Linked DNA regions of Mus musculus: all the other regions are linked to region 1. A link is a loop called in an ENCODE intact Hi-C map of the cell type or tissue named here. Cell type or tissue: heart. All regions are shown on one strand. Region 1 holds the start of Nab1 (Ngfi-A binding protein 1). Region 2 has its middle 28 kb from the start of Mfsd6. Region 3 holds the start of Mfsd6 (major facilitator superfamily domain containing 6).

What was found. A loop is a pair of places that touch in the nucleus more often than their neighbours do. Peaks named below come from ENCODE experiments on the same cell type or tissue, not always from the same donor. Only the 100,000 strongest peaks of a DNase experiment are listed, where the experiment ranks them.
Region 2: it touches region 1 in a loop (2.2-fold over the local background); 2 of 42 quality-filtered maps call a loop at or near these places.
Region 3: a loop joins it to region 1, with 3.0 times the contacts of the local background. A loop is called at or near these places in 4 of 42 quality-filtered maps.

What each region holds. Positions count from the first base shown.
Region 1 is chr1:52,499,146-52,501,645 of GRCm38, reverse strand. It overlaps Nab1 (Ngfi-A binding protein 1), which reads left to right and starts at 1,198. Exons shown (of 8, transcript NM_008667.3): 1 at 1,198-1,436. In heart, no CTCF peak of the experiment used is centred here; DNase peaks (open chromatin) are centred at 1,055 and 1,725; H3K4me3 peaks cover 1,995 bases; H3K27ac peaks cover 1,907 bases.
Region 2 is chr1:52,753,783-52,756,282 of GRCm38, reverse strand. No RefSeq gene overlaps it. Among named protein-coding and RNA genes, the nearest start is that of Mfsd6, 28 kb to the right of the region's middle. In heart, no CTCF peak of the experiment used is centred here; no DNase peak of the experiment used is centred here.
Region 3 is chr1:52,725,979-52,728,478 of GRCm38, reverse strand. Mfsd6 (major facilitator superfamily domain containing 6) reads left to right here and starts at 1,161. Exons shown (of 6, transcript NM_178081.4): 1 at 1,161-1,456. In heart, a CTCF peak has its summit at 1,120; DNase peaks (open chromatin) are centred at 1,178 and 1,608; H3K4me3 peaks cover 1,708 bases; H3K27ac peaks cover 1,286 bases.

The sequences.
Region 1 (2,500 bases):
TGTAGCTGTTATTTCTTCTGAAGAATTTGAGGAACTAAGAATAATTATTTAAAATACCAACTATTCTAGACAGGCTTGTCACTAACAGGGAAGATATTTCAGCTTAAATGTATACTTAACCATGTAACTATATGTTTATATATTTATGCATTTAAGTACATATCTATTCCATTGACATCACTCATTTGTAGAACATGTTTTTACAAAAAGAAAAAATGGTTTATTTAATAAGGTCTTTTTCTTTCAATATTATCATCCCACCCATTGTTGCAACATAAAGATGTGGTTTAAAGAATTTCTCTTCTCAAAGAATGCCTTGTATCCCCTTCAACCAAGTAGGCACACTCTGGGAGGCCAGCCAGGAAGTGGGAACGGCCTCCTATATAAAACTGGATTTTTATATGTACATTAAAACAGGATTCTACCTGTATTGCAGTAAGAGCACACCATTAAAACTTGAATTCTTTTCTTTGAAACCCCCTCCCCAAGGAAGGCAAAAATAGATTTAATTTTTTTCCCCTTAAAATTTTGGCAATAGCTTTAGCTTTTGAGGTGCTGTAACACTTTCTTTGGCTAGAAAAGTTTATGCAAACCAAGCTCAAAATGTCTACACCTTGCCTTAAGAACTCTATTTTGACACGCTCAAGACAGCACCAGGAGTGTGTCATTTGCCTACAGGAAGACAACAGAGAATGGCCTGTAAAGTAACACAAGGTTTCCAGACATGAAAAGGGTGTCATTAAGCCACCAGGCCAGAGTTTCCCTTTCCTCCCTCCTCAAACCAGGCCTGGGCGAGGGTGGGGACAGGGTGGAGTGGGCGAGGAGGGACAGGTCCGCACCGCACCTGCGGTTCTGTACCCCCCCCACCCCCTCCCTCCTGGGCGGGCCCGGTGCGGGGCTTGGCAGGCAGCGCTGTCCGCGGATCCACGGAAGCCTCCTCCTCCTCCGACCCGCGCGCGCGCCCCCACCCGCGCGCTCCCAGCTGCCGTGGGAATGGGCCACCCCCGGGACCGCGCCGAGCCTCAGCCCCGCCGGCCCCCACCCCCGCCCCGCGGCCGCCCACGCCGGGATCTGCGTCACTCGGCCGCGCGTGGGCGGGAGCCGGAGCGGCGAATGGAGCAAGAGCGGAATCTCCCGATGTGACAGCGCGCGGGGCGGGGCGGGGGCGGCGGAGGTGGCGGGGGAGGGAGAGGGAGAGGCCGAGGGAGGGGCGGCGGGAGAGGCCTAGGGAGGGCGCCCGGGGCCGCCGCCGCCCGCCTCCGCCCGAGCCTCCGCCCGCGCGACCGAGCGAGCGCCGTCGGGGCGGGCGGGGGACGGAGCGCGCGCCCACCGCGTCCCTGCCCCCCTCGATGGGCGCGGGGGCGTCCCGGCCGCCGCAGCCGCCGCAGGAGCCCGGCAGAGCCGTCGTCGCGGAGCGCGCCGCAGCTGCGGGCCGCGTAGGTACCGGGAGGGCCTCGAGATGGAGCGGGGGGCGCGGACGCGTGGCTCGGCGGGGCCGTCGCGTCCTGCCGGGCGGGGGGCGCGGGCTGTGCGGGGAGGACGCGCTCGCGGGCCCGCGTGGGGTGCCAGCTCCGGGGCGACCAGGGACTTCCGAAAAGTGCCGCTGAGTCTCCGCTTTCTTCCTGTTATCCGCCCCTTCCTACTGTAGTTGTGTTTTCAGAGCGGAAGGAGAGTTTTGCTTGGAAGTGGCTTTCAGAAACTTGGCACCCAGGTGCAGGGAAGCGGGAGTCGCCGAGCCTTTGAGGCTGAGTGGGGAATGTGCAGACACGTGTAGGACAGAGAAGCTTTGGACGCAGGTGTGTGACCTTACGGGGACAGACACCGAAGTACGGTCAACCCGGGAGATCTGCAAGGAATCTCCTGGGTAGAGCTGGAATTTGCGTCTGTAGGTTGAGCTGACCAAGTTTTGCAGCGGGCGACCAGCGGGAACCGTGCCCTGGCTCAGGGAGGCTTGGGAAATTTTGGATTGCCTGCTAATTTACAATTTGATCCGAAAGAGCTGGTTTGGAGTAAGTTGTCACTACCGATTGGTTTGCCAGTGACGTGCCTGCCAACTTTACGGAGTGCAAAGATCAGAATCTCTAAGGAGATTCTAAGATCTCGTATAAAAATATTTTGGCAGTTTTAATAGTTAATATTAGATTGCATAGGAGCAGAGGAACCGAATTTAAAATAAGATTAGTCACATCCGAAATGGTTCGCTGTTTTGTACACGCAGCGAATTACCCTTTTTAAATATTCACTTTTTGAAAAATCTTTCTTTGTACAATATATGTTATGACATTTATAATTCATCTGCCGGTTTTAAGAAGAGATACTGGAGAGAGGATGTATAGGGTCCATTGTATCGGATAGCCGACCAGGGTGGAGGCTATCTTCCTGAGATTCAAAGAGCTGCTTCACACCCAGCTTCTGTGCCAGCACAAGTGACTTGGATTGAAGGTTTCTTCCTCCAGCTTGCATCTTTTGAGACATTTAATTCTGTTCTTTCAGTAAGCTC
Region 2 (2,500 bases), 250 kb before region 1:
CATGCCCAAATTTATTTGCTTTTTAAAAAATTTGTTTGTTGTTTAGAAAGCATACAGAATAATGAGTTTTGTTCTGACATTTTCATTCATAACTGCTGTACTTTGTAGCAATATTTTTTATATGGAAATCCCAGCAGGGTGTTTCCACTACCACCCCAGTGTTCTGGGTTCCCAAATGAAAGACACACACACACACAGCCTTTATATTTTTGATAAGCCTTAAACAGCACAATAATTTGGCCAGTTCCTAACCTCCATGTGGTTAATACACCTCCCTCTGATAATCCCAAGTTATCACTTACTAAATTCTATATTCTGCCTTGGCTGCTCTAGACCCAGTGTAACTCGGCTGCACTCTGGGCCACATTCTCCTGGCTCTTTCACATGGCAACCATGACTCCCTGTCCTCCACTCTTCTCAGGCATGATGTCGTCTCCTTCTCCTTCTCCTTCTCCTTCTCCTTCTCCTTCTCCTTCTCCTTCTCCTTCTCCTTCTCCTTCTCCTTCTCCTTCTCCTTCTCCTTCTCCTTCTCCTTCTCCTTCTCCTTCTCCTCCTCCTCCTCCTCCTCCTCCTCCTCCTCCTCCTCCTCCTCCTCCTCCTTCTCCTTCTCCTTCTCCTTCTCCTCCTCCATCTCCTAACAAGGCAGATCTCTTCTTCCTCCTTCCTCTCTCTGTCCCAAGCCCAGGAAAAGCTCAAGTCCCACCTCTGTCTGCCCTAACCGCCCATTGGCTGCTGTCATCTTTATTTACCAATCAGAACCAACTGGGGGCAGGGTCCCTCTGTGTCTTATACGCAGACACTTCTGTGAGCAGTGTTGAGGAATGCAATTAGCATTTGTAATACAAGCATCTACAATACTTTGCTCTCCTGTATCCATCCATTCCCCTCCCTTTTGTTGTTCTTTGTTTCCCTCCCATATTACTCCTTCTGCTTTCATGTTTTGTATTGTGCATGCGTGTGTGAAAACATGTAAATGTATTGGATACCTATAATCATACCTACTCAACATAAACCCCTTAGTTAGATAATCAAGTCCTTGAACAGAGCACAGGTTCACTGTAGCAGAGAGTATTAAGAAGTAAACAGAAAAGAATGAGAAGTTCCAGGATGTACTTCACTCAGCATATGAATGCTTTGTCATAAACTCGTTGGTCAAAATCCAGGACTATATACTGTGGGCATGTTAAGTCACCAAGTGAGAAGGGACCCAGGCACCTTGTCTGGTATCTAGTAAGCACTGCCTATCACAAAGGAACTAAAGAAACTACTTTGGTAGCCCATGCACACATTCATCATCTCAAATTAATTTATTTTATACATATATAGTTCAATTTAGATTTTCTGTGAAAGAAAACAAAATGCAACAGTTTGTATTTCTTGGTCCCATTATTTCCTCTTGTTCTCTCTACCTCTGTCCCATACCTTTAGATTTTTCTTCTTTCCCCTAGTCCGGAGGGGGAGGGGGAGGGGGAGGGAGAGGGAGACGATGGAGATGACCGAGACGACCGAGACGACGGAGACACAGAGATAGAGTGAGCATGTGCTTGAGTAGGTTGACATCAGTATTGGGTTTCTTTCTTCATCACTAAATTTTGAAACAAAGTGTCTCACTGGACCTTGAATTCACTGATTCAGACAGACTCATGGACCACTCCAAGATCTGCCTCTTTGTGTGCCAATCTCTGCCCAAGCACTAGGGTCACAGATTCAGGCAGCCATGCCAAGCCTTTTCAGATGGGGAACTGAAGTCAGGTCCTCATTCTTGCACAAGAACTGTACCAACTGTACCACTTTCTCAGCCCCTGTGTCCAAAGTCTTAATATGCTTCTCATAGTGTCAGCCTTTCGATTGACTTTGGCCCCTTAGCTACAGCTCATACTCACACACAGGCCACACCCCTCCATGAGAGATCTATCTATAAGTGCTAATGGAAGAGAGTTCCATAAAGCAGTTTTAGCCCTGTAATGGCTTATACACGGTTCTGAAGTGTTAGGACGGTGAGAGTGTGACAACATCACTGCATCCATAGGCAGACTCTGAGGTAGGCCTTCTATCCACAGGAAGTCCATCTGAAAGTCACTTTCTATCAGTATGTGTTAGCTTTAATTGCAAGTGACAGAAATGCCTGAACAATTACATAAGATCAAAGTGGTTTCTCACAGAAGGGGAATGAATGGTTTGGTCCAGAGCAGAAACCCTGCTCTGATGTCTTCAGGGACTCATGCATCTTCCTCCCCAAGCCCCTCACTAAGGTCTTTTTATTCACAGACAATGTAGTAACAGTGGTTCTGCGTTACCCACAACCAGATAAAGGAAATGACAAAGCAGGGTGAATTTGTTGTGGTCTAGGATCTGCTCCACAAAACACAGGAAGACTGATCTAAGTCAGATAGAGATTGTTTATTGAACACACATCTTAGTATTGATCGATCAGGACCATAGCTCAGAATTGGGCCTGGGGCTATGGCATCAAACATTTGGAAGAGTAGGCTTATTAAAA
Region 3 (2,500 bases), 230 kb before region 1:
TCAGGAGAATGTTGTCTTTCATGATAGCCCAACTGGGAACTTGAAGAGCTTTTCATTTCCACACAATGAGGGATCCAGCTGTCTCCAGGTCACACCAGAGCAGATATGTCATCCTTTGTACAAATCACCTTTATAATTTTCCTCTGAAACGCTAGCAGATACCGTCTTTGTTTAACTTCCACGTCTCAACATTTCAAGTGGTCTGTAATAAGGCGTATTGACTGCAGAAACTGTCCCTGGAAACGGGGGCTGAGCATCCAGCAACTGTATATTTATACTTTTTCATAAAGAAGGGCTTCACAATTTGAAGCGTCAGGGCCTATAAAGTGCTCTTTAGTAATGTCTTATGATGCAGAGCCTGGATTTTCTTCTACTTGTTTGTAATTTTGAACCTAGTTAACTTTCAGTCTCGTTTTGTAGCTGTAACAATAGATTAACATTGCTTACATCTATAGGATTCAATGGTATGTAAACAATGCTTCCCATGTAAGAAACGAATGTTCCTAAATGTTAGCTGTCATTATTGCTGGCTCTGGATTCTCTGCTCCCCATCACAGGCACGCACATACCCTTGTCAAACCAAACCTGTATACAATCTACTTGCTATCTGAATTTAACAAATGATACAGCTTAATTCTTAGAGTAACACCTGTGCTCAGGTCACTTCTTCATTAAGGTGCCATGTTCAGATGCTGTCTGGGTTCCAGAAGCTCCTGGAGCGAGCACTGTCTTTCTCCTAGCTGTTGTCTGCGGGGTCACCCGAGGACAGTTTACCAAGGTTGTGCCTAGAACCAGACAGCATGCATCTCATCAGCAGAGTTAGCTTTGAGGGTGGCACCTATTAAGTTCTGGAAAACTGATGGCTGTCACCACCCCTAGACCAGGTTGTTATTTACTTTGGGCTTCAAGTTCTTTCCAACACCCCATCAGAGATTAGGGAGTAAAACACCGCTCAGCCCGAGCGCAATGGGGTGTGGCGGAACGGGGATGGGGCATCGCCCACCTCTTCACTCTTTAGAATATGTCACGGCAGCCGGGGCTGGATACCGGGTCCCCCGGGCGGCCCCAGAGGGCGGGAGGCCGAGAGGAGGCGGCGGACGCATCCGCCGCCGCAGGAGGCGGAGCGCTGCACCTGGCGCCCGGTTCTCCAGCTCAGCCCTGAAACGGGTCCAGCCGGTCGGGAGCGAAGGCGGCGGCAGCGAGGCCAGGCCTGGGACCAAAGCGGCGAGGAGGAGCGGACAGAGGGGTTGCGCCGGACTGCGCCGGGCCAGCGCCATCGCTCGCCCCACCCGGCTTGCATCCAGCCGTCGCGCCCGCCGCACCCCCGGGAGAGGAGCTAGCCACCCAACCGACATGCGGCGCTCTGGCCTGCCCGCCGCCGCCCCGGCGCCCCGAGCGGCCGCCCCGCACCCCGGGGACAGGGCTCCCCGCGCCTCGCGCAGCTGAGCGCCTCCAGGTGAGTGGGTCGGCGCCGCCCCGGGGCCCCGGATCCTCCTCCGTGCACCTGCTGCGGGGTGGGCGCCGCCCCGGCCCGGGGCCTCCGAGCCTATCCCGCCCTCCCGGGTGCCGCCTGTCATCTCGGGGTGCAGGACAGCGGCGTCCCCCGCGCCCGCAGCACTTCCGCAAACGTAATTGGAGTCGGGAAAACAAAGGCGCTGCCCGGGAGCCCTTGGCCGCCGCCCGCCCGCAGCTGCTGCAGAAGGTGGGGGGCGCGGGTGGGCCCCGCGGGCCCAAGCCTGTCAGAGTCCGGTCCCGGCGTCGCCTTGGAGGTAAACATCCCCGGGAGAGAGGGGGAGGCGAGCTTGTCTTCATGGCCCTTGACAGTGTCCCCCTGTGTAGCAGGAGGAAACTGACATTGTCTGCCTCCCCCGTGGAAACAAATACAGGGGGCGGTACACCTCTTCCCGGGCTGCTACCTCCTTAGGAGAAATGTCCTACGGTGTGCGTGCGCGCTGAGCACTGAGCTTCAACTCAGGCTTGGGTCCCTCGCTTCACAGAGACTACCAGGTAGAGGAAAGATTCAGATGTAGCCCCTCCTCCTCCCTTTGCCCCTCCCCACGTGGTCTTGCCCGTGGATTACCACCCTTAAGTCTGGCACACTGTGCGTTTTGATTCTCCCACACGCCTGCGAAACCACAAACATTCCCTTTCATCAAAAAAAAAAAAAATTAATAAGCATGCCTACACCCACTGGGACATATAATACCTGCCAATCCATCGTAGAAATAACCTTGTGGAGTTGAAGTTTCAACTCCCAACCAGTGTCTAAGTAGTTTTGTGTCCTTTGGTTGTTGTTACATCATCCCAGGCTGCAGTTTTCTCACACAGAGAAAAAAGATGGATACAAGATGATAGTAATCCAGTCAAATCTCCTTTAACCTTGCTGGAGGTTCACGATGTTGTGTGTAGTTGTGTGTGATATTGTGTGTGATATTAGGTGTAGTTGAAAGTAGGCAGCATACAGTTTATGTGCTACCAGCAGCACTGTAAAAGAGAACAT